Linked DNA regions of Homo sapiens: regions 1, 2, 4 and 5 are each linked to region 3. A link is a loop called in an ENCODE intact Hi-C map of the cell type or tissue named here. Cell type or tissue: HCT116. All regions are shown on one strand. Each heading gives the region's core, and the rest is flanking DNA. Links, peaks and the distances in the headings are about the cores only. Region 1 has its middle 160 kb from the start of OAT. Region 2 has its middle 120 kb from the start of OAT. Region 3 has its middle 29 kb from the start of OAT. Region 4 has its middle 83 kb from the start of GPR26. Region 5 has its middle 59 kb from the start of CHST15.

Region 1 (5,935 bases), core at 367-5,366, 130 kb before region 3:
GGAGCATCAGTCACCTTGGGGAGCTGGAGAGAAGCAAGCAGCGGTTCTACCTAGGGTCTCAGAAGCGCTCAGTTCTGCAGACCGGGGCATGTTTCAAGCCACCCAGTTTATGGTGCTTTGTTGCAGCTGCCATTGGAAACTAATTCAGGGCCCAAGCCCTAAAGCCTAATTCCACCCCCAACCTTTCTCCACACCCTGTGGGGGCGGAACCATGGTAGGCCTGAGAATCCACCTGGAGGAGGGGTCAGTTGCCCTGGGGAGTTGCCATCAGAAATTGCAGAGGCTGAGCAAGGCCTGGTGTGTGCCGTACAGAAGTGGGTGGGCATGAGGAAGGACGAGGTGGGCACTATCTCCTGGCAGGCCCCTGACCTGGGGAGGGGCTCAGGGAGGGTGGAATCAGGTGAGCAGAGAAAGGCTGACATCTTCTCCAGCTGTGGACTCTGAAATGACTGGGACTAGAACAGAATCAAGCCTCCTCTAGACTTTTCGTGAAAACCTTGGAGTCTCTGCCAACAGAAAGGGGGAAAAAGAGCCCCAAACACACCTACTTCCCATTTCTCCATTACAGTGGAGGTAGAGACTGCCTATATTATCATATATTTGACCAATTACAGTTTTGGGATCAGACAGGACACTGGGGTCAAATATAATTAACATATATTATAACAAATATGTGTTAATTGTAACATAACAAATATATGTTAATTACATTTGACCCCAGTGTCCAGGCTTGACCCCAAAACTGTAATTGCCCCCATCCCTGACCCCAGCCAAGCTCATGCTGTACTCAACTCTATTTTCTCATCCGGCCATAGCCACGCACCTCTGAGTCCAGAGACTTCCAGTTATTTCTACTTTTCCAGCAGGAGGAGGGACAAAAACAACTTGGATCTGAAAAGCAGAGGGGGAATTAAGAAAGTATCTCAGCCCCGGGCAGCTTTTTTTTTTTTAACCACTAACTGGGCAATGAATAATTTATAGCCAAGAATGTTTGTGGGGGCATAAAATGTTGACAAGTCAAGAAAAACCTCTTAGCAGCCTAACGGGCAATCCATCTTTAAGAAACAGGTTTCAAATGCACAGCTCTTGAAGAGGCTGGTTGAGGTTGTTTTCTCTCTCTCTTTTTTTTCTCTTTTATCTATATGGACATTGGTGAGTGCTGAAATATGCCTCACTTCAGCACGAACTTGGGCTGAATGATATCCCAGGCAAGAATTAAATCATCGCTTCTTACAGCAAGAAATAAACACCCAAGCGAGGGAGACCCTTGGCGCATGCGGTGGAGGGGAGCTGGTGAGCCTGGCAGTGTTTGATGGGGCCTTTGTATTCCAGGCAGGATTCAAAGCTCAAGCTCAGCCTCACCGGAGCAAGCGGGTGACTCGGCCCAAAAGAACATTCCTCAGGGAAGCTCCAGGTGAATCCTCTGTGATTGCACGACTGAGACCTTCTTGTCCTTCAGATGTGGGCATCATCGTTAATATGCCCGGGTCCAGGAACCAGGATGGCATTGCAAGGTCTTCATGCCAACAGTGGCTGGGGTGATGCCTATGATGCCAAGTGCCCTGATAACTACAAGGCCAAGCTCATAACAAGCACCTGCCGTGTTCCAGGGCTAAGTTCCTTACAAAGAACCTCTCCTTTCGTCTTCGTGTCTGCTCTCTGGCTGGTGCTAGTTAGACTGCCCATGTTGTGGCTTCCTTCTCTGCTTCAGGAGGGCCCCTGAGAAATGGGAGCTCAGGGAGGACCTGTAACTCTGTTAAAGGAAAGAGGTGGTAGAAGCTGGCTCCGAACCTGTGTTATTCCCTTATGCTTAACCACCTTGCAACGGCCATCTCCTATGGTTGCTGACTTAGTTTTGGAGGCTGAGTTTTCCAGAAAGCAGCAGATATTGGGGTGTGCCTCCTCGTAGTCTCATTCCCTCAATACACCCCCTCCTACTCTGAGCTTCAGATGACCAAGGTTATAGTTGTACATGGAGACCCAAGTCTAGACCAAAGCTAAGCTAAGCATATCTAGGAATAGGACAGGTGAGGCTGGTGCCATTAATCAGAACTGTATTTGTTATCTGCTGCTGTGTAACAAATGGCCCCCAAACTTAGCAGCTTTAAAACAACAAATGTTTATTGCCACACAGTTTCTGCAGGTCAGGAATCCAGACACATCTCAGCTGTGTGTTCTGGCTCAGGGTCTCTTACAAGGCTGGCATCATGGTGCCTGCTGGAGCGTCTGTCATTTCAAGGTTCAGTTGGGGGAGGATCCACTTCCAAGCTCAGCCACATGGTTGTTGGCCAGTGCAGCTCTGCACCAGATGTGGGACTGAGGTCCTTAGGTCCTCACTGGCTATCAGCAGGAGGCCTCCCTCAATTCTTAGCCACATGGGCCTCTCCATAGAGCAGCTTATAACATGGCAGCCAGTTTCCCTCAGAGCAAGGGAGACAAGAGAGCAAGAGAGTGAGAAAGGTAGAAGCCAGAGGCTTTGCTGTGCAGTCTCAGAGTGACATCCCATCACGGCACACACTCAAGGGGAGGGGGTACACAGGGGCAGGAACACCAGCAGGTGGCACCCATGGGCAGCAACTGCACTTGTAATCTAGCATTATGTAAGAAAGTACATAACAAAGCTTCCCACAATAAGCACTTCACATCTCTCACAGTTTCTGTGGTCAGGAATTCAGGAGCAGTGTGAGTGGGAAGTTGTGTCTTAGGGTCTCTCACAGGACTGCAGTCAGAGGTCAGCAAGGGCTCCAGTCCTCTGAAAGCCTGTCTGAGGCTGAAGGACCCACTTCTGGGTGGTGCACTCACGTGGCTGTTGGCAGGAGGCCTCAGTTCCTCTCCACGTGTGCCTCTCCTCGGGGCTGCTTGAGCATCCTCACAGTATGGTGCCTGGCTTGCCCAGTGTGCAGTCCAGGAGACCACGGCAGAAGCTGCAATGCCTTCTGTGATGCGGCCTTGGAAGTTGTCCCACGCCATCACTTCTCTAGTATTCTACTGGTCCTGCCCCATCACTTCCACAGTTTTCTACTGGTTACATAGGCCAGCCCTGTTCAGTGTGGAAGAGGACACCACAAGGGCATGAATACCTGGAGGTAGAATCATCACGGAAGCCATCTTGGAGATCAATTCCCACATCAACTAAGCAATCCCACCATGGGTTGGAATCACAGGGTGCTGGAGCCGAGCAAAGAGGATACTGGACCCCAAGCCCATGCACACCACACTCTCTGCAGTCCCCAGAGTGTGACAGCCGTCTGGGGCCCTTGTCTTTACGATGTTCCCTCTGCTTGGCAGGCTCTTCTCCCACAGTGGGCTCCTACTCAACCTCCAAAGTCCAATTCAAATGTTACCTCCTCTAGTCCTCACCCTATCCCCTCACACCACCCCACTCACAACATGGATGTCTCCCTCCACAGGCCCCTGTGCAGTTTTTGCATGCCCTTATTATCAGCCTTATCTCAGAATCTATCTGCTTATCCCATGTGTCTGAGGCTCCACATGGCCAGGGACCTTGAGCTACCTGTGTCACCTGAGCACCTGGCCAGGGTCTGCCCATGGTAGGTGCATGGACACTATAAGATTGAGCCAAGTCAGTCTCAGTGAGTTTCAGGGCTGGGCTGAGACCAGAGTGAAGGTCCCAGCTTCCTGAGCCCTTTCCTGCAGTTGCAGTGGGACCTTTCAGCACATGTCTGGGGTGAGAGCCTTCCCAGAGTCCGCCATCAGGCCTTAGCCCGTGGGTCCTCACACATGACACCAGGAAGGAGCCTCAGCCCTGGCTGGGGACATCCCTGAGCTGCCAGTCCAGCTCCAAGAGTTGAGCATCTCCATCAACTCTTCATCCACAGATTCAGTACATGTCCCCAGATTCCTGCCTGGCTTTCTCCCTGCAGCTGGGCCCATTGTAGACAGTTCCCCCAACACTCCACTAAAGCTTGGTGTGGGCTGTGATCCATGGAAGGTCCTCACAGGTGCAGGCAGGGGGAGGCAAAGTGCCCAGAACGGGGCTGAATGTGATTGCTGGGCATATCTCACACTGAAGGAGTTTCGGCTGCCAAATAGTGCCTCACTGCTCCAAGGACGGCACGGCCTTTCCCATGCACAGGTGTTCTAAAGGGTGCACCAGTTAACTGAGTGTGCATCAGTTACCTGAGCAGTGCTGTCACCTGGACTCCTTCAGCCCTGCCTCCTCCCCTCCTTCACTCCAATGGAGAGGGGCCTTTTAGCCCTATACCATGGCAAAGTGAGTCTGGAGGGGTCCACTCACATTCGCAATGGGACAATGGCTTGTCTGGAAGCTGCTCCTGTCCAAAGAACAAAAGGTGACAGAGCTCGGACACAAGGGTGCCCACAAGCAGGACAAGAGTAGCCCAAGGGGCAATGGCAAGATAGAGCCAGAACAGGGAAGGAGGAGGAGCTAGAGAGGGAGAAAGAAGGCAAAGGGCCGGACCTGAGGGGTCTCCGAAGCCTGCCCAGTAGCCACTGGCATTGGCAACAGTACTTGGGCTCTGGTGTGTTTTCCATCAGTGGCAGCTTTGGCACTGGTCTCTTTCCAAACACCCTTCCACATCTTTTCAGTACATATCAGGACATATCACATATTATGTGACTTGAGGTCCCTGTATTAGTTTGTTTTCGCACTACTATAAAGAACTGACCAAGACTGGGTAATTTAGAAAGGAAAGAGGTTAAATTGACTCACAGTTCCGCATGGCTGGGGAAGCCTCAGGAAACTTACAATCATGGTGGAAGGCACCTCTTCACAGGGCAGCAGGAGAGAGAATGAGTGCCGAATGCAGAGGGAAGACCCTCATAAAACCATCAGATCTCATGAGAACTCACTCACTAGCACAAGAAAAGCACAGGGGAAACTGCCCCCATGATCCAGTTACCTCCACCTGGTCCTGCCTTTGCCACCTGGGAATTATTACAATTCAAGGTGAGATTTCGGTGGGGACAGACAGCCAAACCATAGCAGCTCCCAAGCCCCAGAAGTCTGGAGTTCAGTAGATCGGTGGGGACTGGCATTTTTGTTTTAATCTCCCTCCAGTCATTCTGATGCAGCCCAGCTTTAAAAGTCCTTACATTGATGGTAAAGCAATTGTCCAGCCCCAATTTTCTGACACAATCCCTATTTCCTAGAGCTTAGGAATGAAGGTAATTTGTATTAAAATGTGAATCATTCTGTTTTCCACCTATTAAGTCCTTGCATGTAAATTCATTTCTATATTTTAGAAATCTGTTGACCAGTCTTATCCTCCAGTTTGGAATTTTGCAAAGTTCCATTACTGTACACTTGATTGTTGAAAAGAAGATAGAGAAGGACCTCTTCAGAAGAATTTCTGAAATGAACCATTCTTATGGCCTCTTCCAAATGAATTTGCACTCATCCGATTCATTTATTGCTCTAACTTCCTTCCTGCATAATGGCTTTCAGAGTCTAAGGAACAAGCTGGAGAATTAGGCCTGAAAATCCAATCCTTTATTAGCTCCGGTGGCCTGAGTCTGGAGGCTCAACAATGTCTTGCTGGTCCTGGTCACATCTCAAGATTTATTACGGTCTTTCCCTCTCAGCAAAACCCTGCATGAGAGCAAGGGCCAAGCCTGGGTTTCCTTAGCAATGTGCACCCCCTGCTGAGCAGTGCCTGGACACAGTAGGCACGCAGCACTAAGGCCCTTTGGGACCCTGCCCAGGGCCTCCTGGATGCCCGCTGCCCACTTGCTGTGTGGCAGGGCAATGCCTCATTCCTGCCAATGCAGGAGGCCCTCAGAGAGAAGTATGCCTGGGAGCAGAATCCCACCATGCCCCATGAGGCAGCTCGGAGCACAGAACACCCCCACCGTCATCACCTCCAAAGCCCCTCAGCTGGCAGATGCCACCCAGCAGGACATTGGGCAGCAAATATTGGGTCATCAAAGGCGTGTGGACCGGTACGGTTTCTCA
Region 2 (5,935 bases), core at 343-5,342, 93 kb before region 3:
CCAAAGAGGCCAGGCTACTGAATGACAGCAAAAAGGGGTTTGGCCAAGTCGTGGCCGGAAGGACCAAGTCCACGTCCATCTGCAGAGCATTGTGAGAGGCATCTGGCGCCCACACCTCCCATCGGTGATCCAGAGTCTGTCTAGGGAGATAAGAGCGGGCTCAGAGCCTCCCTCGAGGGCATGGAGGGAAGACTGGGCAGGCCAGGAAAACGGGCCCTGCTCTCCTGGCAGTGAGAAGTTCTGGTGTTGAGAGGGAATGACTAGCGAGAGAAGCACCCCCGCCCCGCCACCTTAGGGTGCCCGAGTTAGCAAACACAAATACACGATGCCCAGTTACATTTGCATTCCAGAGAAGCAAATCCACTTAATATAAGTATGTCACATGCAACAGTTGGAATATACTTATACCAACAAAGCATTCACAGTTTACCTGCAACGTGCACGTGGCCAGGCCGTCTTCGTTTTATCTGGCAACCCCACCCCTCCACCCCCACTGCTCCCGCAACGCTGTTGGGAGTTCAGGGAAAGGTCTGGTGCCCAGACCCACTCCTCTTCCCATACTAGCTCCTAATGACAGAATCTAAACACACAGAAGGAGCCTAGCAGGGATCAAAGGTGGCTTTGTTCATGGTGTCATCAGATTGGAGGACATGGCGCAGATGTGGAGCTGACTGACCTGGGCACGTGGTGCCTCCTCCATCCCTGGTTGTGTGTAAATCCTTCAATATCTGAGTGTGTTTCTTTTCCTAAAACTCGGGCAATAATAATAAACCACCCCCTACCTTCCCCCGGAAAGAACTGCTGGGATCCCACATTACACGCAGACGTGCTCCATTGAAAGTAGAGTGCCCCCACGTCCTACCACATTTTAATTTATAATTTTAATAATAATAAAGGAAGAGGTTGAATTCATTGCATGACTCCAAGGCCTTCTGGCATTCTCAGCGGGCCTGGTTTTCTGTGTGTACAGAGTTAATGCCAACACTGCTCTGGAGGTGGTTAAAAAAAGAAAGACATCCCGCAGCAAATTTGATTTAGGTGTCTAATTCCATTTGAAATGACTTCAGCAATAAATAAACCCCTCTCTTTGATTTTTTTAAATCAGCACATTTCAGTGGCAAAGTGACATCTTGGAAGCAGCGGTCCTCTCCACCCTGCTTGGCTGGCACAGGTGGGCCCCCATGCAGGGACACCAAGTCTGGCCCGGCGCCCGGCCATCATGCCTCTGCAAGTACAGAGAATATCCACTGCCAAGCACTTAGATCCCTGGCTCAGCAGGGCAGTCAATCTCACCTGCACAGATCTGCCTCACCCTATTCACCTGTGGATCATGCAGGCGTCCAAGGTAGCTCTCAGTGTCCCATTTGTAAATCTATAGGGAGTGTCCTGTTGGACATTAATGAGTGACAGAGAGGCTTTGGGAGGCAGATAGGAGTCCGGGACTGGAATCTGGGCCATGGATCCTGCTCTTTGACCTAGAGCAGATGCCCAGGGGCACTTCCTGGGGCCCAGGAACACTACTGGGGCTCAAGGGCATGGCCAAGCATTCATCTCCAAAACCAGCCTGCTGTGGAGCCGCTTGTTAATCAGGAGATGCTGGTGAGTTCCTGAGCTCCCTGGAGTTCCACGTCCTCACCTGTGTAGTGGGGCTAGGAGAGGCGGCTCCACCTAAGGCTGTCTCCAGGACGTTCTTTCTCCATCTATCATCTACCCTCGTGTAGGGTGCGTAGCACAGCCTAATAACTGCAAGTGCAATGCAGCAAAGAGGAAGGGCTTCTAACCAGCAATTGGGGCAGCCTCAGGAGCTCAGAGAAGCTACACGTCTGTGCATGCACACACACACACGCTGACATCCACTGAGTCACAGACACACACAGACTCCCGTGCCCCGCGGGCAGAGCAGGCTGCCTGCTGCTTGGATGTGGCCACCGAGCGGGTGCATCCAGCTCCACCATCGACAGCTCACGTGGACTCTTGCTCTGTCCCTGTCACCGCACCACAGTGAGCTGCAGGGATCAGGTGAGGATTTCATCTTTCACCTTTCACAACACTTGATCATAAAACAAAGCTGAGCGTTTAACAGTTTAGGTTTCAGGCCTCTTCAAAATGTCCCTGGGTCAAATGGCTGCAGGGAAACAGGCCCTGCACTGCTAAGTGTCTGCTCCTGGAATGGGAAACAGCCCCTGGGCTGTCTCTTCACCTGGAAAAGTTCGCAAAGGCCCCTAGGCTGGCCCTTAAACACAACCAGCAACCAGAGGCCCCTCCCACCCTGGAGCTGATAAGGCCCCCACCACTAGGAACCACGGAAAGGCCACAGGAGCAGACACTGCTCTTTGACTCCCTGAGGTGACAGCCCCGAGTCCCCATCGTGGGCTCCACTCTCTAAAGCTGCCCCTGGGCCCACAGCAAGGCATCCCATGCCGGTTCCCAGTCAGCCCCTGTGGCCTATGGCCCCAACACCTCCCTGTAAGTCAGACACACAGGTTCCAAGGCCTGCCCAGGGCTCAGTCAGTGGGCATGGGGCAAGGCCCTGGCACGTGGAGGTTTAACAAGCTCCCAGGTCGCCCTTGACACCAGGTGGAGCCTGAGGGCTACATTTCTAATGAGGCCCAGGTGATGCTGAGCCGGCTGGGCTGTGGGCCACACTTTAATGGGCAACAGCTGCAAGCTGTAAGGAACATGCATCGCTCTTTGAAGAGGGACCTGGAGTGCATCCATCTGGCTAGATGGTTTGGGGAATGACGTGGACCTTGGTCACCACTGAGCTCCTCTACCCCCTCCCTGGATACCTTTAGCCAGCATCCCATGGGCCTCTCCACTCCAACAGGTACAAAGACAGCTAGAAATATGGGGGCACCCCCCGCCACCTTACCCCTGCATCTAGCCGGCCACCAAGTCCCAGGGCTCATCTGTTTGGGTAACTATTCCTGTATAAAAGATACTCCAAAACTTCACAGCATAAAACAGCTATTTTGTTGTATTCAAAGGTTGGATTCTGTAAGCCAAGAATCCAGGCGGGGCACCACAGAGACAGCCTGTTTCTGCTCCACAGTGTCTAGGCTCTCAGCTGAGAGGACTCAAGGACTGGGGTTTGGAATCATCTGGAGGCATCTTCCCTGACCTGTCTGACAGACGATGCTGTCAGCTGGAATCTCAGTGGGGACTGTCAGAACACAGCACATACACAGGCCTCTTTGTGTGGCCAGGGCTTCCTCCCAGCATGGCAGCCTCAGGGCAGTCAGATTTCTTTAGATGGATGTTCAGGCTCCAAGGGTAAAAGTCCGAAGAGAACCAGGACCTAGCCTCAGAAGTTATGTGCTGTCATTTCCACTGCCTCATGTCACCTAGGAAGTCAGCCCAAATCGAAAAGGAGGAGACATCAACACCACCTCTCCATGGGAAGAGTGTCAAAGAATTTGCAGACGTGTTTGGAAACCACCCACCCTCTCAGCGGTGTCTCCCACGCGCATGCTCTCCCTTTGCCTCCTGACCTCTGGCTTGGTTCAGGGCCTCCCTATCTCCCATCTGGGCCTTTGAACAAGCGCCTTGTTGGTATCCCTACCTCCAGCCCTGCACTGCAGGGCAACTCATCACCAACAGGGATGTCCATGACACAAGCAGGTCCAGTAGCTTCCTACTTGGACGCTTCCAGCCATTCACCGTAGAAGTAGGAAGCAGCCAAGCTGTCTGACTTGCAGCATTCATTTATCCTGACCCCTGCCTCTGCTCCAGCCAAATTGTACTCCAAATCTCCACTCTCCTTGCTCTTCTGCCTTTGCATGTGCTGGTTTCTCTACCTAGAGTGCTCCCTTTACCTCTGACAGGATCCTAGCAAACTCCTATTCATCCTCCAAAACCCAGCTCCAATGTCACATCCTCTGTGATGCCATCTTTAAACCACTCATGATTATAATAGAGGTGCAGACCAGTGGTTCCCATTCTTAGCTACACATTGGAATCACCGAGGGAACTTTAACACATACTGATGACTGGATGCCACCCCCAGACAATTCTGGTTTAGTGGACTGCATACAGCCTAAGCATGAGAAATTAAACTCTAAGAACCGCTGGTATTGGCCGGGTGTGGTGGCTCACGCCTGTAATCTCAGCACTTTGGGAGGCCGAAGCAGGCAGATCACTTGAGGTCGGGAGTTTGAGACCAGCCTGGCCAACATGGTGAAACCCCGTCTCTACTAAAAATACAAAAATTAGCCAGGCGTCATGGCTACGCCTGTAATCCCAGCTACTCGGGAGGCTGAGGCATGAGAATCTGGGAGGCGGAGGTTGCAGTGAGCAGAGATCATGCCACTGCCCTTCACCTGGGTAACAAAGCAAGACTCTGTCTCAAAAACAAAAACGACAATGACAACAACAAAAAAAAAAGAAAACAGCTGGTATAGAGCAATGGTTCACAGAGCCCAGCACAGAAAACCACCTGGGGATGTTTCAAAGCACCCCTTTTCCCCAGAGCCCCACTTCAAACTTATTAAATCAGAGTCTGCAGGCGTGAGGCCAAGACAATGGCATGGCCACTTTATGAAGTCTACCCAGATGATCCTAACATGCACACGGTGGGAGAAACGCAGGGGTAGAGTCAAGCTCTCATATTTTTATATGATATTATGGAGCATGACTCAAAGCCTCCATCTAATTTCTGGTTTAGGAAAGATCATCTTTATCCCAGAAGTGAACAAGGTCACAAATCTGTTGGGTTTTTATAGAATACATATCGCAAGCCACTTTCCAATTCTAAAACTAATAAATGAATGCAAAAGATGAATAATTTAAATATCAATTTCATGCACATCGTAGATGCTCAAAAAATATTCATTGACTCAATTAATCATCCAATCGATCAATATAATCCTAGTTCTACAGCTACCCAAAATACTTCTGCATCTCCCCCAGTAAACTATGAGTTCCTTGAGGGCAGGTATGGGGACCCCAGCCCCCATGCAAAGGACATTTGATGAATAAAAAAATGCCTTGATGTGCAAAGCAAATGACCCTGAAGGCTCATGGCTATCTCTGTATTTTCTAGGTGTGCAGTGGTTTTCTAGTTGAACAGAAAAATGCTAGTACGTAACGAATGAATCCATCCATTGTTGGAAGGATGATGATGTTACGATTATAGAAAAAATCCTTATTAGTCAGCTTGTCCAGGTTATTGTGCTTTTTTTTGGAGGCTTTTCAACTGAACATTAACCCAGAGGCTCATGGCCAGCTCCCAGCCACACATGGACCGGCATGTCACAGCTCCCAGCCACACATGGACTGGCATGTCACAGCTCCCAGCCACACATGGACCGGCATGTCAGGTGCCCAGTGCTGCTCTGTGCACTGCCACCCAAGAGGCATGCCTCAGCCTTGCCTGAGCAGCCCTCACAGGGCACATGGCCTCTGCCCAGTGACCAGTGGAGGGTGGAAGGTGGAACCATGGCCTATGCATCACCCCTGTCTCGTGATCTCAGCTGCTTTGGCCTCTTGGTTGCAAGAGCTACAGCTCAGTGATAAAGAACAAGGGCTCTGGGGTCAGACAGGCTAGGGGTCTAGAGCCTGGTCCACCACTAGCTGTGTGACTAGGGCAAATCACTGCACCTCTCTGAGCCCCAATGAAGATGATGTCAACAACAGTACCTTCCCTGAAAGTCATTATGAGATGAAAATTAAATGATGCCTGTGGAGTCTGAATGCCAGGCCTGGCACAGAAAAAGGGCTCAGGATGTGGCAGGTGATGGCGCAGAGATCGAGCCGCAGGACCCTGGGCTGCGACTTAGTGACTGTGCCACTCAGAGCAAGTCACTTACGTTGTTAAGCCGGGTTTTTGCATCTGTGGAACAGAACCAATAACAGAGCCCATCATAAGATCACTGATGAGCCAGTGCTGAGAAGGACCAATCACGGTGTTCGCCATAGCTGTTATTATCACCTTTGC
Region 3 (5,935 bases), core at 227-5,226:
CTGCTGTCCCATGGCCCTGGCACTTCCTTGCCCTGTGCTGGGGGCTGGGAGGGTGCCTGACCAGACCCTAAGAGGGTTGTTCCCAGCGGGATTCCTGGTACCACCCAAACTCGATGAAGCCACCTGTCAGAGCAGGGCCGGGGCCCCTGTGTGTTTATCAAGCCTCAGGTGATCCCAGAGGGCTCAAGAGTTTGAGGTCGGGGGCAGAGGGAGCTACAGGCAGGACCCAGCAGCCAATATCAACCTCCCCACAGCCCGCTGCTCCCATTTCTACATGAGGACACTGAGACTCCAGAGGTTGTGTGACTGACTGGTCCTAGGTCTCAGAGCTGGTAATTTGCCTCCTGGGATGCAGACACAAGCTTCCACCTGCGGGTGTCACCCCTCCTCAGGCCCCACCTCCCCTCCCATCCACGAAGTCCAAGGTAAGTCCAGGACTGGGCCCTGGGCACCAGCCTTGCCCTTGGCACTGATGGGGTTCAGGACATGGTACCCCAAAATACAGCACCTTGGCATTTGAGGAAACAGCAGAAACAGAAAGGTCGTTTTCACCTCCCACCCTCCCTTCTCCCCTGAAGCAGGACATAAAACCCTCATTCAGGTGTTAGTCTCCCTATACCCAGAAGAAACATCCTCACCTCTGAAGACACAGGGATAGAGGAGACTGTGAACACGCAGGCCTGGCTAAGTCCCTCCATCTATTACCGTTACATCAGACGTTTTTATCCAATCAAACTTTTCTAGGACTATCCACTTTTTTTATCAAACCAAGCATAAAAAACACAGGTTTGGCTGGGTGTGGTGGCTCACGCCTGTAATCCCAGCACTTTGGGAGGCCGAGGTGGGCGGATCACCTGAGGTCAGGAGTTCGAGACCAGCCTGACCAATATGATGAAACCCCATCTCTACTAAAAATACAAAAATTGGCCGGGCCTGGTGGCATGCGCCTGTAATCCCAGCTACCTGGGAGGCTGAGACAGGAGAAACGCTTGAACCCAGGAGGTGGAGGCTGCAGTGAGCCAAGATCCTGCCATTGCACTCCAGCCTGGGCAACAAGAGTGAAACTCTGTCTCAAAAACACACACACACACACACACACACAGGTTTACACATTTCTTTGGGTCTTCATTTCCTTATGAAGGCTCCTGCATCCGGTAAAAATTATATTAAATAAATGTGTATGTTATTCTCTTGTTATATGAGTCCCAGGCAGGAACCTAGGACGGTGAGGAAAAGCTCTTTCTCCTCCTATGGCATCCACACACCCAGGGCCTGCCACTCCTGCCCAGCCCAGGACCGTCACTATCTCAGTGACCAGTGGACAGGGCTCAGCAGGGCCACACGGATCAAGGTGGGCCCCAGCCAGGCAGAGACCAGGCCCCGCATCCTCCCACCCCCTGCACAACTTCGGTCCCCCAATCACCAGGGCAGGTATGAGTAAGGCCATTGCACAGTGGCAAAAACTGAGGCCCGCAAGGGCCCAAGGACCACCACTCAGATCCCTCCGGGCACAGCCCAGCCAGGAGCTCCGGGCAGAGTCCCGGGAGGCCCTGCCCACAGGGTCAGAGCGCCCCTGCCCCCGGCCCAACGGATGCGCCTGTCCAGGATCACCACCTGTCAAGCTCGCTGCAGCGCGGGAGGTGGGGTGGACCCTTCCCTGCCCCGGAGCCCACACCTCTGCACGGTGAACCGAGGCGCTCCGACGGGTGCGCGGACAGCACCTGGCACTGAGGAGGTGAACGTGACTCCCACACACGCGGGACTGAACCAGCGCCCCAGAGTCCCCAGAACACGCATGGGCCCGCGGGGCCGCAGCCCACGCCCGGGACAGCCGCCCGCAGTCTACGCAGGGAGGGGCCGCGGGGCTCTGGTTTCTGCAAGTTCTGAATTGTCTCCAAGGAGCATATTCCAACGTCAGAATAATAAACTTTTACAGAACTGTATTGCTCTGCAGCGCGCGGGGGGACTCGGCCCAGCGAAGAGCGAGCGCCCTACAGGCCTCGGCGGAGGAGGGCACGGTCCCCAGCGCGGCTCCTGGCCCCGCCCACGGCCCCGCCCCAGCTCCCGAGCCCCGGCCTCGCGCACGCGCATCTCGCGGGCTCGCAGGACGGCCGGGAAGCAACGCTTTGCGGGCAGCGCCCCCTGCCGTCCCAACGCGCGTGGGGCCCTATGGCTGCGAGCAGTTCCGGCCAAAAGCCCCAGGACCCGGACTTGGGGTTATTGACTTGCGCGTGGGCGCTGAGTCTTGGAGGGGAGGGGACAACTCGCCACACCCCCGTCCTCTCCCTGGAGCTCGAAGCCCCTTTCTGCTGAAATGGGGCCTCCTTTTCTCGGGAAACTGACTTTGGGGGAAACTAAGTCTCAAGGGGATCTTAAAACCCAAGACGGGGGAATGGGAACCTCACAGGACGTGGGGGCGCTTTTCTGGCCATCTCTATATAAAACCTGCCGGGGGCCTCAGACCCTGGCTCCTCTGTCAGTTCCCAAGACCCGTCGCGCGCCCACCTGAGCCCGGTGCCCACTGGATGGGGGCTCAGGCTCACCTGGTCAGTCCTCACCCCCACCTCCAGAGACCAGGCAGTCATGCCCTTCTAATATGGCGGAGGTCCCAAAAGATTATACCATATTTTTACTGTGCCTTTTCTGTGTTTAGCTATGCAAATACTTAGCATTGTGTCGTAGCAGGCTGTGCCATCTAGGTTGTGTAAGTACACGCCATGATGTTCACATAACGAGAAAATCGCCAAAGGACGCATTTCTCAGAACATACACCTGTTGTGAAACCACCCGTGACTGTTCTGTCCTAATTCAACCCCCTCATTCGATAAAGGACAGAGAGGCATTGAGTTGCCAGAGGTCATCCTGGTTGTCAGAGGCAAAAGCAAAACCGAAGCTCTGAGCCTCGCAGCAACCACCCACGCCACCGCCTCCCGTCATCATCAGGAGGCCTCCCCAGGTTTCTGTCCCAGGGAGCGCAGCCGGTGGACAAGTCCCTTCCGCTCTCTGAGCCTCCAGTAACATGAAAACACTGGCAGGAGACCCTCCATGATTCCAGGATTCCTAGAACACTGGCAGGACACCCTCACCCGGTGATCACTCCCAGGTCACCCCACTGAAAGCCGGCAGCTTTCTGTATGGTCTGCATCCATGTTTTTCTATTTCTCCCAGGAGTAATTACTCCATTTGTTCACAGGTACACGGCTTGGCACTCAGGGGCCATAAATTAAAGAGATGTTGTGATAAAAAGGAAGGCAGGAGAGAGTAGGGGCTGGTGGATCCCACTTGCCCTTCACTGCCGGTCTCAGAGACTGGCCTAGGAGAAAGCCACCAAGATCAAAGGCCCCCAGACCCTGCATCCCCATGGATGTGCAAGCCTGAGCTGTCGGTGGTCCTCCCGAACCCTGCCTTGAGCCATGCTTGGCTATTCCACACAAGGCTTATTTGCAGCAATCATCTGCTGGGCTCTTAAGTATTGTGATGCAAATTATAAAAGCCATTTTAGTTCAGATATCTCATTAACAATTTGAAGGGCTAGGCTGATGTATAGAGAAAAAATCTCATTTGCAAGTTAATCAAAATAAAGGCTGGGGAGCTAATAAACCTCCTCTGAGCCATTATACATGCATGGAACACTGGAGTGAGCCCTGAAATATATTTTAAAGTTTTTTTTCCTAAATGGACTAAGCTGCTTTTAGATATATATTATTCATTTTGATGCCTCCTGCTGGTATTTTAAGAATCCATCCCCCAAGTTCAAAACAAATTGAAATGCTTTTACAGGCCACAGGGGCCTCTTGGCCAAGCTCTTGAGACAAAGGGAGGAGCTGTTCTCAAAGCCCCCAGTCCCTGAGGCACCAGGACCACCTACTGGCTCCCTCAGAAGGTTTGTCCAGCCCATCCAAGGCTCTTGGGCATCACCACTATTTCAATGACCTAAAGCAAGCTTGTGTTTCTGAGCCTTGGTCTCCTCATCTGTAAATGGAAGTAATAATACCTGGAGTGAGACTTAAGGCATTTGAAATAGTGCCTGGCACAGACTGCTGAATAAATGCTATTTATTTGAACCACTGTCTATCCTCCGGGACCAGCCAAGTGGTACTCAATAAACATTTTTGAAATAAATGTACCTATTAAAAAGCCCGCTGATGCCAGGAATCGTGTGCCTTATTCACCAGTAGACGTCAGTGCCCCAGCATGGTTGGGTGAATGACACCCTGCCTCACACTCAATACCCACTTTGCAAGGACTGCACATTAGAATCCCCAGGAGCATTTAATATCCAGGTGCAAGGCCCCATCCAGGAGATGCTGATGTAATTGATTTGAGGTGAGGTCTGGCCATCAATATTATTTTTTTTTTTGAGACAGTGTTTCACTCTTATTGCCCAGCCCAGAGCGCAATGGCACAATCTCGGCTCACTGCAACCTCCGCCTCTTGAGTTCAGGTGATTCTCCTGCCTCAGCCTCCTGAGTAGCTGGGATTACAGGCGTGCACCACCACGCCCAGCTAATTTTTGCATTTTTAGTAGAAACTGGGTTTCACCATGGTGGTCAGGCTGGTCTTGAACTCCTGACCTCAGGTAATCTACCCACCCCGGCCTCCCAAAGTGCTTGGATTACAGCCATGAGCCACCACACCTGGCCGATACTAATTTTTTAAGCAAGCCAGGTGACTCTGAAGTGCAGCTGGCATTGAGCAGCACAGATCTAAACCTATAAATGTCCCCTATATGCCTCCCCCGACCTCTGTGGTGCTTCCCCATCACATACAGATGTGCTGCAGAGAGCATGCTGGGAACTTCACAGTCCTAGTGCTTGAAACGCATTGTCACTTTCACCTCTGTTATTCTGGGTACATCAGATGTCCTATCCCAACCTCAGTTTTCTTATATGTGCAGTAATTAATTTAGATGAGGTATTCTGGAAGGTCAGAATCCAAAGAACAAGTTATCATTAGGGGGTGTGGAGAGTGAAGGTGGTGACTATTTAAAGTGCAAAAATGTACCAAGATTATCATCTTTCTTTTGCACATATCTAAATGTGCATCTGGGCACCACATACTCTGTGAGTTCTCCTCTACTTTGAACCACTCCTCCCCGAAGAAGAAAAATAACTTTTTACCTGAAGAATGTGAGCCCCTTTAAATTATCAGGCCCAGAAAAGTATCTAAAATATAATGGCAGTCAGGTCTCACTCCCCCTTGAGCTAAATAATTACCTCTCGAAGCCCCTTGCCATGCAGCTCTAGACTAACTGAAGCCAAATGGCCACAAAAACGCCATACATCCTGTACTTCAACAATGAATAGCCAATCAGTAACTAATGCCAATTCTCTAGACCAATGAAAATTCCTAATAAATAAGTTTTATAATCACCCCTTCTCCTGATTTTTTTTTCTTTATAAATATTCTCCAGAGCACTCCCCAAGGCAAACTGATGATGTATCCTGGGCTGCAGTTCTCAAGCTTGGCCCAAATGAGAAGATTTTTCTCGGCCCCTTTGCCAGGCACGCAGCAGGAGGCACCCCATCTACTGGGCCTGCCAGGCCGCATCTGGCTTGCACTCCGGCGCAGATCCCACAGCAGCTGCTGCTGCATGCTCAGGCCCTGGTGGGAGGGGGTATGTGAGTGAGCAAGTGTGGGGTCCAGCCAGCCATTCCAAATGCTGGCACAGGGGTGGGCTCCATGCGGGGTTTGCAGCTGGACCAGGTGTGTCACTCCAAGGGGAATGCAGTGGTGCCCAGGCAGGGGTGCCCATGACCCTAAAGCCCCAAAAGAGTGTTACAATGTGCTCATTAGCTCTTTTAGTCCCACCATCCATAGCCCAACAGACGGTGGCATGTTAACAGCTCAGTCAGCCCCTTGCCCCATTCCAGCCCGCAGCTCCGGGGCCAGCTCCGCCCCATCACTACTTTCCATCACATGAGGCATCTGCCCT
Region 4 (5,935 bases), core at 242-5,241, 810 kb before region 3:
GCTTCCTGCCTTTCTTTCCCTGCTTCTCATGTTTAATCTTCACTACAAATCAGTAAAGATGGGTTCTGCCATCACCCATCTCACAGAGAGTCCAAGGGTAAGCAACTTGCTCAAGTGCTGAGGTCACATGGCTGTCCTCCATCTGCACAGGTGTGAGGAGAAGGAATTTCTGTGTCTTATTTCCACAGTGAAAAGGAACCAGAGCCAGTAGGAAGGGTTTTGGATGCTGGTAGATAAAAGTGACCAAGAATTGCATAGCTCCTCCAGGGTTTTCTGGATTCTACAAAACCGTAATCTTGACCCCTGCGCATAGAAACCAGGATATAGACATTTTTTCTGGCGGTCTTTCCTCCTTTCCCTCCTGTATGTAGAAGGATGGGGAGGGAGCTCCTTAAATGGGACTCTAAATCATTCTCCATCCCAACTTCTCTAGAATGTGACCTATATCAGAAGTCCTCTCCACCTCCCTGACCCTCTCCCTGCTCAGTGGCCCTTTACTCCCCGAGGATGCACACATCCAGGACTTTCTCACCTTACAAGAAATTCTTCCTGGGCCAGGGCTCCATTGATTACCCCCTTGCCTTCCTCCTCTCCTCTCACAGCTATCTCAATTTCACATTCGAGTAGATTTGCCTTTCCAACTTCCTCCCATTGCCCCAGCAGGCTGGCTCCCGTCCTGTGCTCCTTACTGTGGCTGCCCCCTCCAGCTGCCCAGGCACCCAATCCAGAAGCCGGGGAGTCAGCCTTGACCTCCTTCCTCTACGTCCTCAACCCAGCCTTCACCAGGTCCTGCTGATCCTATGCCCTATGCAGTTCTCAATCCACTCATGTGCTTCTCTGCTCATGGCAGCTTCCTAGCCAAGTCTTCTTTCTCCATTTCTCCCTAGCATGGCCTCCTTTCTGCATTTTTCAATGTCCCCCTCAGTGACAACTCCATGCCTCTTCTCCCCTACCTGCCCCTCCAGCCTCACCTGGGCCACTTCCTCCTTCTTGAACTTCCTTCTCCAAGGAGCCCATGTTTTCTTCAGTTTCTCATGAAGACTTTTCCATCACTGGCTTCTCTCCAAGTCTCTCCATTTAGAGAGCATCCATCCTCTCATCCCAAACACACACACAGACAGGCACACATGCACACACACAGGCACATATGCACACACACATGCCACACTATATCTACATGGTGTATATGTATTCGATCACTCTCCTTCTCTCTCTCTGTAACACTTCTTCACTCTCAGCTCCTAGACTCACTTCTCTTCCTTCCCTCCACCCCCATGTGACCTTATGACCCCTCCCCTCTGCCCCTTCTCTGGACTTCTGTCAGGACACACATCTGACCTGTAATTGTCTATGTGTCTGCCTCCCCTGCACAGCTGTACTCTCCTTGACATGGAGAATGCTGTCTTATTCATCACCTTTGGACCTGGCTCATCACAGGCATTTAGGGGAGGTTTGCATGTTTACAGAATTGAATGTCAAGAGCAGGACTTGGTGCCATGATGACACCTGCTCCCTCCACCTCTTCTTGGGAGCTTGGAGGACAGAAAGCCCCACTCATCCACTGAGCCTTCCTCTGTTCCCCAAACTGAACACAGTATCTTCTTTAATCTCACAGCACTTTGAGAGGTAAATACCATTCTAAGCCCCATTTTACAGAGAAGGAAACTGAGGCTTAGGAGGTTAAATTAATTGTGCAAGAAAAATGAGCATTTCCGTTTTAATTTTATTCTGTATGACTCTACAGTTCTGTTTTTTCCTGTGTGCTCTACCAGAGCAGCTGAGGAAAAAGTGGAAAAGAAAAACAAAGTGACAGCTCAGCTAATGATATGTTGACAAAGTGGTTTGTGGTTGTGCCTGTGCACGTGTGTGTCCATATATGCGTGTGTGCAGGTGTGTGTGCACGTGCCTGCATGCGTGTGCATATGTACATATGTGTGTGCATGTGTGTGTGCGTGTGAGTGAGGCATGCTCAGGCACACCCCCGCCCTGGAGCACATGCGTCTCTCTTTCTGCGTGATACTCAGCAGTTTGTGAACTACCTTTGGAGCCCGTAAAGTGGAGATGAGCCCCATGCATGTCACTGAACTCAGAACATGGGGAGCCTGGGTTACAGATCCACAGAATAACCAAGACCAGCGTGGCAGGGGCCTCCAGGGGCCGAAACCTCCAGGTGAGTGCCTCAGTGAGAATCCAGTCCCAGGAACACATTCACTCTCTGAAACACTGCTCTGGTCTGAGCCCCCTCTGCTTCCAGGGGCCTGACCTTACCTGACCATGCATGAGAGTCAGAGGCCAAGGCACAGTTGCCCTCCTCTTTTTCAGGGTCTCTGTCTTCAGTTCTGAAAGTCCCTAGTCAAAGCCTGCAGGGTTTCTGCTGCCAGCCAATGACCACTCGGGGGAGCCCGTGAGCCATCAACCACAGATGTTGCCTGGCCAGAAGGGATCTGTAACTAAGAAGAAACTTGGCAGCAGGGGAAGAAACGAGGTGCCTTAGTAGGTACCGGTTTGAGCTTTTCTCATGTCCCACAGCAGCTAAGAATTTGTCACTACTGTTGTGGCTTCTAAAAGAGCCACCTGTGTCCTTGACCTTGGATATGGCAGAGCTGGGAAGGACATACTAGCTCACTAGGACAGGGGTGGCCAACTTAAGCAGGTACAGCCTGGCTCTGCCATGGAATTGCTGTGTGACCCTGAGTAAGCCACTTGCCTTCTCTGGGCCCTAGTCTGCTGCTCTCAGGATTCTTGGGTAGAAGTGACAGAACTATGACTAAGTGAAGCCACTGGGCAGCTCATGGAATTCAGAGGAGGGGCAGAGAATTGATGAAACAAGAAACAAGGGGGCTGTCACCCCAGGGCCCAGCAAGATCACCTGGCACTTGTTGGCCTGCGGGGCCACCTCTCTCCCTCCTACCTGCACTGACTACTCCCAGCTCTGCTGAAGGACTCTGGCACCCCTCTGCCACCCTAGATTAACCTGGCTGTCTCTGCATCTGTGTGCCCTTTCTGCACGGTAGGTTCCTGCCCTGCATGGAGGCTACCTGGCCAACAACCCACCTACCCAAGGATGGAAAAGGATGGAAAAGGAGATTTTGGCGCTCTTTATGTCCACAGTGCAGAAAGGGACCAGCCCCCAAGTGGAACGGGTTTTGGAGACTGGTGGCTAAAAGTGACAGATGTTTGCCACACTTCTTATTTGTATATCAAGATCTGATTGTTAAATTGTTTACTGTTGCGCTTTAAACTAACAATGGCAGCAGCAACAGCAATCTCAAATGCAGGTATAGCACACACCACGCACGTGCAGGGCATCATTCAAATAGCTTATGTGTATCAACCCGTTTAATCCCCGCACAGACTCCACGAAATAGATTCTATTATATCCCCCCTTTATAGGTGAGAAAATTGAGGCATGGAGAGTTTAAATGCCTGGCTTAAGTTCACACAGTTGGTAAGAGGTAGAGTGGGAATTTGAACCCTGGGAGCCTGGTCCTCTCAAGCCTGTGTTATGCTGCCATGTCGGACATTAAATTTCAGCATCTTCAATAACACTTGATATCCAGGGAATGAACCAAACAGCACGCACGCACATCAGCTTGGAGTTTCTCTGCTTTTCTAAACCTTTCTTCTCTTTACGGTTTAACGACAAAACCACTTTTCTGTCTGTAGAGTTCATCCTTACAGGAAAACTTTCTTGTTTTTGCTGAACAGGAGAGAAGTCAGTAAATGCTATAGAAAGCACAGCCTGTGTCGGGAATGGAGATGAAATATTTCTTTGTTAGACATGCCATCAAAAAGTCCCGAAGTTGAGGAAGAACGCAGGTTTATTTTCAAATAAATGCTCACTTGGACTTTGTGCCAAACTTGCGGCGTCGGAAGGGTGGGAAAGCGGTGTCGCTCTGCAGGACCCAGACCGCCAGGGGGCAGGCCATGCCTCCACCAGACTGCGGCGAGTTTTGACTCCGGAGGACTCTCCAAGTCGGGTTTTTCCAGAGCAGGCTATTTGCAAAGCAGCCAGGAGGTGTGGCTCCGGGGACTTGAGTTGTATTTTTATCTGCTGCTCACTTCCAGCAATCTGGCACACATTTCTCTTTGGCACACAAAGGAAGTGCCTGCCGCCTGCAAAGCATGAATCACTTTTTGGGAGAGGTGGTCTAGCTCTCCCTTTGGGTGGACTCAAGCCCCAAATGTAATTGCCAACATGATCCCCCACAGAGGAGTTTATTTCTGTCCTCCTCCCCCGTTCTCCAGGGGTGGCTCCGTTTTTGCCTCTGGGCAGAGTGGGATGCTCCTGTCCTGTTCTTCAACATGGCCACGGAGCCTGGAAGTCAGGCGGAGCCGGCTCCTGTGGAGGGTGCATTCCCTCCGGCAGAGGTCAGCTCAGCAGAACACCTGAATGTGCTTCACACGGCCAGATCGAGCCCCCGAGGCCCTCCCATTTGGGGAAGAAGGAAGGGGGACTCTCCCTTTGGCCACACAGCCCAGATAAGCAGGGCATGGTCCCAGAATTCGAGGTGAGAGGCTGTGGGTGTCTCCAGGGGCGCGCCAGGCAGCCTTCTGCTCTGTCCTGGGCCATTCCAGCCCCTGGGTCCCATACAGAATCTGACTCCCCAAGGAGCAGGGTCTCATTCAGAGGCAGCAGCCCGTCTCCCACAGGCTTCGCTCCTTCCGAGGCCCAGTTCCTGGTGGAGGAGACCTCCCAGTCACCAGCGACTCAGGTCCCGCTCAGGACGAGGGCACAGCAGAGGGCGCCTTCGACAAATGTGAGTGTGGCTGATTCTCATGGAGTCTGCTTTGGTCTCACCCATACCCTTGGCTTCATGTCACCCTGTGGAAACGTCACCTCCTCCAGGAAGCCTGCTCTGACTCCCTCGCTTCTTTTGCCCCTCCTTTATCATAGCACTCTGTCTACACACTCAACGGTGGAGATCTGATCACAAGCCTCCCGCACTAACACTGTTTCTTGAGGTTAGCCACCAAGTATGAGTCCTCCAGAGTCCCAAGACCTGGCTGAAACCCAGAATAAATGCCCTGGAATCAGAATTGAATTAGGGGATGAGAGCTGTGTGCCCTCCACCCCACAGTGACAGCTGTACCCTTACACACACAGGCATATGCGCCTCTCCATGTGTTTTTATCCTACATAAATAGGATTACATGGTGTGTGTTATTCCACGACTTGCAACAGCCTCCTAGCCCCTGCCCCTGCCTCCAGCCTCAGCCCAGCAAACCCATCTCCATGGGACAGGGAGAGTGAGCTTCCTCATCTGACCCCAGCAGGATTCTGTTCAAATCCCTCCCAAGGCTCCTGCCTTGTTCCTGTTTGCAACCCAATCCCCATTCTCCCCTCACTCCCTAGTCTGCCACAAGGGAGTCTGCCATGCCCTTAGCACCTGCTGACCCTTCCCTTCATCACTCCAGGAGCTCCAACTCTTCCTCCAGTGTCACCTTCTTTGTGAAGCCTCCCCAGATTCCCCCAGAACCAGCTGCAAGCAGGAGCTTCCAGGATATGCCTATGTGGGAAGCAGCTGAGATGCCCCAGGACTTTTGAGCCTCCTGGCCTGAATAGAGAGGCTGCCTTCTTCCTGCACAGAGTTTGGAAAAAGCTAAGATTCCCAGGCAACCTTCACCCTGCTGCAGAAATACCACAGAGCCTGCCGCATTATATAGCCAGAAAAGAGAAGAGACCCTGATTCACAGGCCCAAACGCTGGCAGTGCATTTAGCATCTGACAAGAGCTAGATGACCTGCTGGGGGACTCTAGGCCCTGGGAAACAACAGGAAGCAGAGTCTGCCCCTTTGCAAAGCCTCATCTGTGTATTAACCCATTGGGTCATCTGAGAAGGCAGGGCAGAGACAATGAAGAGAGGGAAGCCCAGAGAAGTTGAGTGACTGCCCCAGGCCCCACAGCAGTGAGTGGCAGGGTAGATTCCTCATC
Region 5 (5,935 bases), core at 681-5,680, 240 kb before region 3:
TACTTTTTACAGAGACCAGACCCAGCCAGGATTCCAGAAACTTAACAAACCATATTTTATGTCAAAGAGAGAATAAAAAACAAAGTGTTTACTATTTCTTAAGATTTTATCCAAAGCCGGAAGTAACATCATTTAAAAGATGACTCTGTAGTAAATCCTCTTAAACCAAAACTAAGATTTTCTTTGCTAAAAGAATGCAATTTGAACCAAAAACAAAGAATGTTTATTCATTCATTTGTTTGACCTTTTGTGAGTCTCAGTCCCACAGTAGGTACTGAGGACAGGATAGCAGCGAGGCAGGGGCAGCCCCTGTCCTCACACAGCTCAGAGTAGGGCTGGGAGGGGGTGAGTACTCCAGAGAAGAAGGCAGGTGACTCTGAGCTGGACCAAGAAGTGTTCTGATGGGGTGGGATGGGGGCCTGTGAGGCCAGGAGGGTCTTCCCATTCTTGAGCAGTGCCACATGAGGCTTAGAATGAGGCATCTGAATTTTGAGAGGTGAATCAGAATGAGCCCAGGTTGAGAGAAGGGGCAGGTTTGTAAGATTGCTGCAGACAGCGAGAACAGCACGTGCAAAGGACCTGAGGTTAAGTTCAGGGACAGCTGAGAGGCAAGCAGAGCCCAGCCCACCAAGGTGCCTAAAGAGCCTAAAGAGCCAGGCCTTTGTCCTGACAGGGCTGGGGAGCCAGGGAAGGCTCCGGGCAGAGGCGTGACCAGCTCGCAGTCCCGCTTGACATCAACATGCTCTCCATAATGAAATTGAATGAAAACCTATAATGCAAAAAGCATGCTGAGCCCTGACTTCCGGCTGGGCTATTTGGGCACAAGAAAGACCCAGGTCCAGAATCAACCTACGGGCTAGGTGCAGAAACTGCCAACCCAGAGGGAAGCCCCCAAGCCGAGGCAGCTGGGCCTTGAAAGCCAGCACCTCTGAGCAGCCCCCAGACACATCAGTAGCCCCGGTGCGTCTAGAGGATCCCTGTCCCCAGGCGTGGAAGGGGCCACTCACCTGGGAACCACAATGACAGCAGCAGCAACAGCAGCCACACGAACCAGTCTCAAGTCAACCGCCCAAAGGGGCCATGTGCCATGTAGAACTCCACATGTGACAGTGGAGAAATACAACAAGGTCACGAGTGCCTCCAAGCACCTGTCATCGTCCAACTAGGAAAGCGAACCCTTTGTTCATGCAGCTCAGAAATCAAATTTCTGGAAGAGATGCAAATGAGAGAGACCAAGAGAGGGCAAGGAGGCTTTCCTTCACTGGCAGGCAGCGGGAGGGAAGGTAGGAGAGAGGAGGCTAGCCTCATGCTGGGGACAGGCAGCAGCTAGGAGACTGTCACAGAGAGGGGACTCGCACATGAAGAGAAATGCTCAGATGGGAATTTGGGGGAGCTCTACTGTGTCCTGTTGGATTAAGAGACCCCTGCACACATTGTCTTCCACCTGTCTGGGGTCTAACTTGTGTTCTCCTCGGGCCAGTGTATAGACACTGGGCTCAAGGGGGCCCAGGGAGACTGCAGTTATGGGTGCATTTTCCCATTCTATCCTCACAATGAGCCTGTGAAAAGGTGTCATTATCAACCCCACCCCACGCTGGGACAGAGGCTCAGGGAGGCTGGAAAATGGCAGAGGCTCCCCAGCTAGCACAGAAGACCCTGATGGAAACGGGCTGACTCTGGCAGCTAGGCTTACTGAGCAGATAGATAAATGCCCCATCTGTGCAGCTTTGGAGATGAGGGCACCGCCAGGGACTCTGGGTGATCGTGTCTTAGCCAGAGGGAGAGCTCTTAGAAAGGCTGGTACAGGATGGGCAGCACAGGTGATGACGACCACCAAGACAGGGCGAGGCTTTCCCTCTCAGGAAACCAGATCTTCAGAGCTACCCTGCACCACTGCCCCGGGAGCTTCCATCCCTGGACTCAGGGGACGATGAGATGGCCACTTGGTGAAGCCGAAGTCGTCTTTATGGAGCAGGTTGGAACCATCTCCCATGGCAGTCCCAGAGCCAAGGAAACCAGAACCAGGCAAGAAAGAGGCCAGGCCCTGCTCCTGGCTTCCGCTGGGCGGTGGGGGTCCTGGGTGACCTTTCCCTGCCCCACAGGCAGCCCCTTTTCTTCTGCGAGTGGCTGGCAGACTTTGATTTGGGGAAACTGCCTCTGCATAGCCCCTGTCTTGGCGGGACTGTCAGCCAAGGCGTGGTAAGTTGGCCCGAGCCAGGCCGCTGGGAAGCTTTCTCCCTTGCTTTGGGAGCCTAGGCAGAGTTCCTGCAATGCCATCCTCTGAGGGTTTCCTTGGAGCTCCTCCCAGCACAGTCCTGTCTGCTGACTCAGTCCAGAGCTCCGCTGTTTGCTTAAGGCAGCCTGCGGGCCCTGCCCTGCGGCATCGGAGGCCCCCGGTGAGACCACGGGGCACAGCGCCCCTCCAGTCTGCCCCTCCCACTCTTCTTGTCACCGGGGAGCAAGGGGGTCCCTCGCAGGGCCTCTCAGCCCAGACGAGAAAAAGGGCAGAGGAAGCAGAGGGTCGCAGAAGAGAGAGGTGACAGGAGGAAACGCGGGGCGGGTGGCTGCCACGTTTAGTGTCCACCTGGAGTGGGGCCAGCACAGCTTGGGTGTTGCCTCGATCTCTGCGAGATCAGCGTCATTATCCCCAGAGACGGGCATCCAAGCCCCTGTCTAGTCCAAGGCGGAGCCACATTCAAACCCAGTTCAGCCCCTGCACTGCCCACTCTCCCTGAGTCCCCGACACCCACAGAAAGCCCCTGACGTAAATTCAACTCAGCACAGGGCAGTTCAGCTCTGCACCCATGCACCAGCCCCGCGGAGGGCCGGCCCCTGGGCTGGGCACTGAGGTACCGAGTTAGCACCAGGGCACCACCCTTGTGGCCAGGGAGAGGGGCCAGCAATGCCTGCCCTTCCCATTCGTGCCATAGGATCCCCTCAGCTCATCCTCCCAGCAGCCTGTGAGGGCAGAATTACTGGCTCCATTCGAAGCTTAGGGCCTCAGAGTAATCCGCCCACGGTCCCCCAGCGGGGAGATGGCAGTGCCAGGATTTAACTCCACAGGTGTCCTGTTGCCACCCCCTCCTTCCCAGAACAAAACAGATAACACCAGGTGTACCCAACCCCGGGGAACTGTGCTAAGTGTTGTGGTTCTGAGGAGGAAATGACTCAGCAGTCAGGAAGTCTTCCTGGATGAGAAGGCAGTGACCGAGCGGGGAGAATCTCAGCAGCTTCACACAGCCAGGCGGGACACCCCAGCAGAGGAAGGAGAGGCTGGGGAAGAGCAGAGCAGCTGGTGGCCCTGAGTGTGGTGGGAGCCAGAGGGGGGAAACGGTGCTCGTGCCCAGGGCAAGGGAAATAAGAAAGGGGGAGGGAGAGGCAGCACCGAGGGCCTGCGGGCGCTGGGCTGGAAGCACGTCAGCAGGGGGGCCACAAAGGGTGTGGTGGGAGAGGACTGGCCCGTGCTGTGGGAAGTGCTCACACGCACTCACACCCAGTCACACACACACTCATACATACACACAGGCGCGCACACACACACTCATATACATACACCTATACATACACACAGGGACAGGCGCACACACACCCACTCACACATAGGCACAGGCACACACACACACACCTCTACACACAGGCACACTCACCTTTACTCGCACACACTTATACATATGCACAGCCACACTCACACACACACACTTACACACAGGCACACACACATACATACACCTATACATACAGGCACTCACACCCACTCACACACACACATACACACAGGCACAGGCACTCACACCCACTCACACATACAGGCACAGGCACACACATGCACTTACACACAGGTACACTCACCCTCACGCACATGTATACATACTTACACACAAGCACACTCACACACTTATACACACAGCCACACTCACACCCCTCTACATACACACAGGCATACTCGCCCTTACACACACTTATACATACACACAGGCCCACTCTCTCACACACACTCATGTATACACACAGGCACACCCTCACAGACATACTCATAGGCCCACTCACACACACTCATATATACGCACAGGCACTCACACCCACTCTTACACTCATACAGGCACACACACACACCTCTACACACAGGCACACTCACCCTCACTCACACACACTTATACATACGCATAGGTCCACTCACACACACACACACACATAAGCACAGGCACACACACATACAGACACACACAGACACGCTCACACCCACAAACACCTCTACATACACACAGGCACACTCACACCCTCATTCACACATAAATACACATATGCGGACAGCACTTATACATCCTTACACACAGGCACACTCACACATACACCCTTACACACAGGCACACTCACACTTACATGTAGGCTCACCTACACATATATACTCACAGGCATAACCCCCACACACACATGCAGCCACCCCTCCCCCCACACACACATGCACACTCACCCCCACACTCACACATGCATGCACATTCACCCCCCCACACACGCATGCCCACACTCACACACATGCATGCACACTCACCCTCATGCTCACACACACTCGCACACTCACCCTCATGCTCACACACCCTCGCACACTCACCCCACTCACACACTCGCACACTCACCCCACTCACACATGCACACTCACCCCACTCACACACATGCACACTCACCCCACACACATGCACACTCACCCCCCACACTCACATGCACATTCACCCCATGCTCACATGCATGCACACTCACCCCCACGCTCACACACAAAAACACCTCCACACTCACAAACATGCATGCACACTCACCCACACACATGCACACTCACCCACATGCTCACATACATGCACTCACCCCCACACTCACATACACACTCACCCCCCACTCACCCCATGCTCACATACATTCACACTTACCCCCATGCTCACACATGCATGCACACTCACCCCCACATTCACACATGCATGCACACTCACCCCCACACTCACTCACCTCCATGCTCACACACATGTACACTCACCCCCACACATGCATGCACACTCACCTTCACACACACGCATGCACACCCCTGCACTCACACACACCCATGCTCACACATGCACACTCATCCCCATGCTCACACACATGCATGCACTCACCCCACACATGCATGCACTTACCCCCATGCTCACACACGCATGCACACTCACCCCCATGCTCACACACATGCACACTCACCCCCACACTCACATACATGCTCACCCCCATGCTCACATATGCACACTTACCCCCACACTCACAATGCATGCACACTCACCCCCACTCACAATGCCTGCACTCACCCCCACACACATGCATGTACACTCACCCCCACTTTCACACACATGCATGCACACTCACCCCCACACTCACACACATGAATGCACACTCACCCCCACGCTCACACACATGCACGCTCACCCCCACACTCACACACATGCATGCACACTTGTACACTCACCCCACTCACACACATGCATATACACTCACCTCTTGCTCACACACACATGCATGCACACACACACCCCCATGCGTACACACACATGCACTCACCCCCACGCTCACATACATATGCATGCATACCCCCCATGCTCTCACACACACATGCACACTCACTTCCACGGTCACACACACGCATGATCATATGCATCCACACATCCACATATGATGTCCTCATGCACAGTGGCAAGGAGTCTTTCTCCCAGAGCAACCCTTGTTGGGGGCCTGCACCAACACCACTGTTACAGCCTGGAATGGTGTCCAGAGACCCCCACCAGGGCCCATCCCCCGAGCAGCCAGGCCACTGCCCGGAAGGCCAGCCGCAGGTCAGCCCTGTGGAATGCAGAGCTCTCAGACCTACGCGGTCACTTGGCCATGACCAGTGTCTGGCTCTTTGCCTCTCTTTGTTCTCTTC

Evidence for each region. Hi-C counts contacts between places; a loop is a spot of excess contacts. Peaks named below come from ENCODE experiments on the same cell type or tissue, not always from the same donor. Only the 100,000 strongest peaks of a DNase experiment are listed, where the experiment ranks them.
Region 1: a loop joins it to region 3, with 4 times the contacts of the local background. A loop is called at or near these places in 23 of 110 quality-filtered maps.
Region 2: it touches region 3 in a loop (16-fold over the local background); 5 of 110 quality-filtered maps call a loop at or near these places.
Region 4: a loop joins it to region 3, with 6 times the contacts of the local background. A loop is called at or near these places in 55 of 110 quality-filtered maps.
Region 5: it touches region 3 in a loop (3-fold over the local background); 9 of 110 quality-filtered maps call a loop at or near these places.

What each region holds. Positions count from the first base shown.
Region 1 is chr10:124,256,820-124,262,754 of GRCh38, forward strand. No RefSeq gene overlaps it. Among named protein-coding and RNA genes, the nearest start is that of OAT, 160 kb to the right of the region's middle. In HCT116, for the core only: a CTCF peak has its summit at 2,527 (motif pointing right); a DNase peak (open chromatin) is centred at 2,549.
Region 2 is chr10:124,293,747-124,299,681 of GRCh38, forward strand. No RefSeq gene overlaps it. Among named protein-coding and RNA genes, the nearest start is that of OAT, 120 kb to the right of the region's middle. In HCT116, for the core only: a CTCF peak has its summit at 2,516; no DNase peak of the experiment used is centred there.
Region 3 is chr10:124,387,269-124,393,203 of GRCh38, forward strand. No RefSeq gene overlaps it. Among named protein-coding and RNA genes, the nearest start is that of OAT, 29 kb to the right of the region's middle. RefSeq lists a silencer at 1,949-2,238. In HCT116, for the core only: CTCF peaks have their summits at 442 and 2,177 (motif pointing left); DNase peaks (open chromatin) are centred at 369 and 2,113; H3K4me3 peaks cover 820 bases; H3K27ac peaks cover 580 bases.
Region 4 is chr10:123,579,920-123,585,854 of GRCh38, forward strand. No RefSeq gene overlaps it. Among named protein-coding and RNA genes, the nearest start is that of GPR26, 83 kb to the right of the region's middle. In HCT116, for the core only: CTCF peaks have their summits at 2,393 (motif pointing right) and 3,921 (motif pointing right); DNase peaks (open chromatin) are centred at 2,422 and 3,942; H3K27me3 peaks cover 3,434 bases.
Region 5 is chr10:124,150,052-124,155,986 of GRCh38, forward strand. It overlaps a transcript of LOC105378536 not described here. Among named protein-coding and RNA genes, the nearest start is that of CHST15, 59 kb to the left of the region's middle. RefSeq lists a silencer at 3,284-3,543. In HCT116, for the core only: no CTCF peak of the experiment used is centred there; DNase peaks (open chromatin) are centred at 2,320, 2,660, 3,140 and 3,730; H3K4me3 peaks cover 2,324 bases; H3K27ac peaks cover 3,673 bases.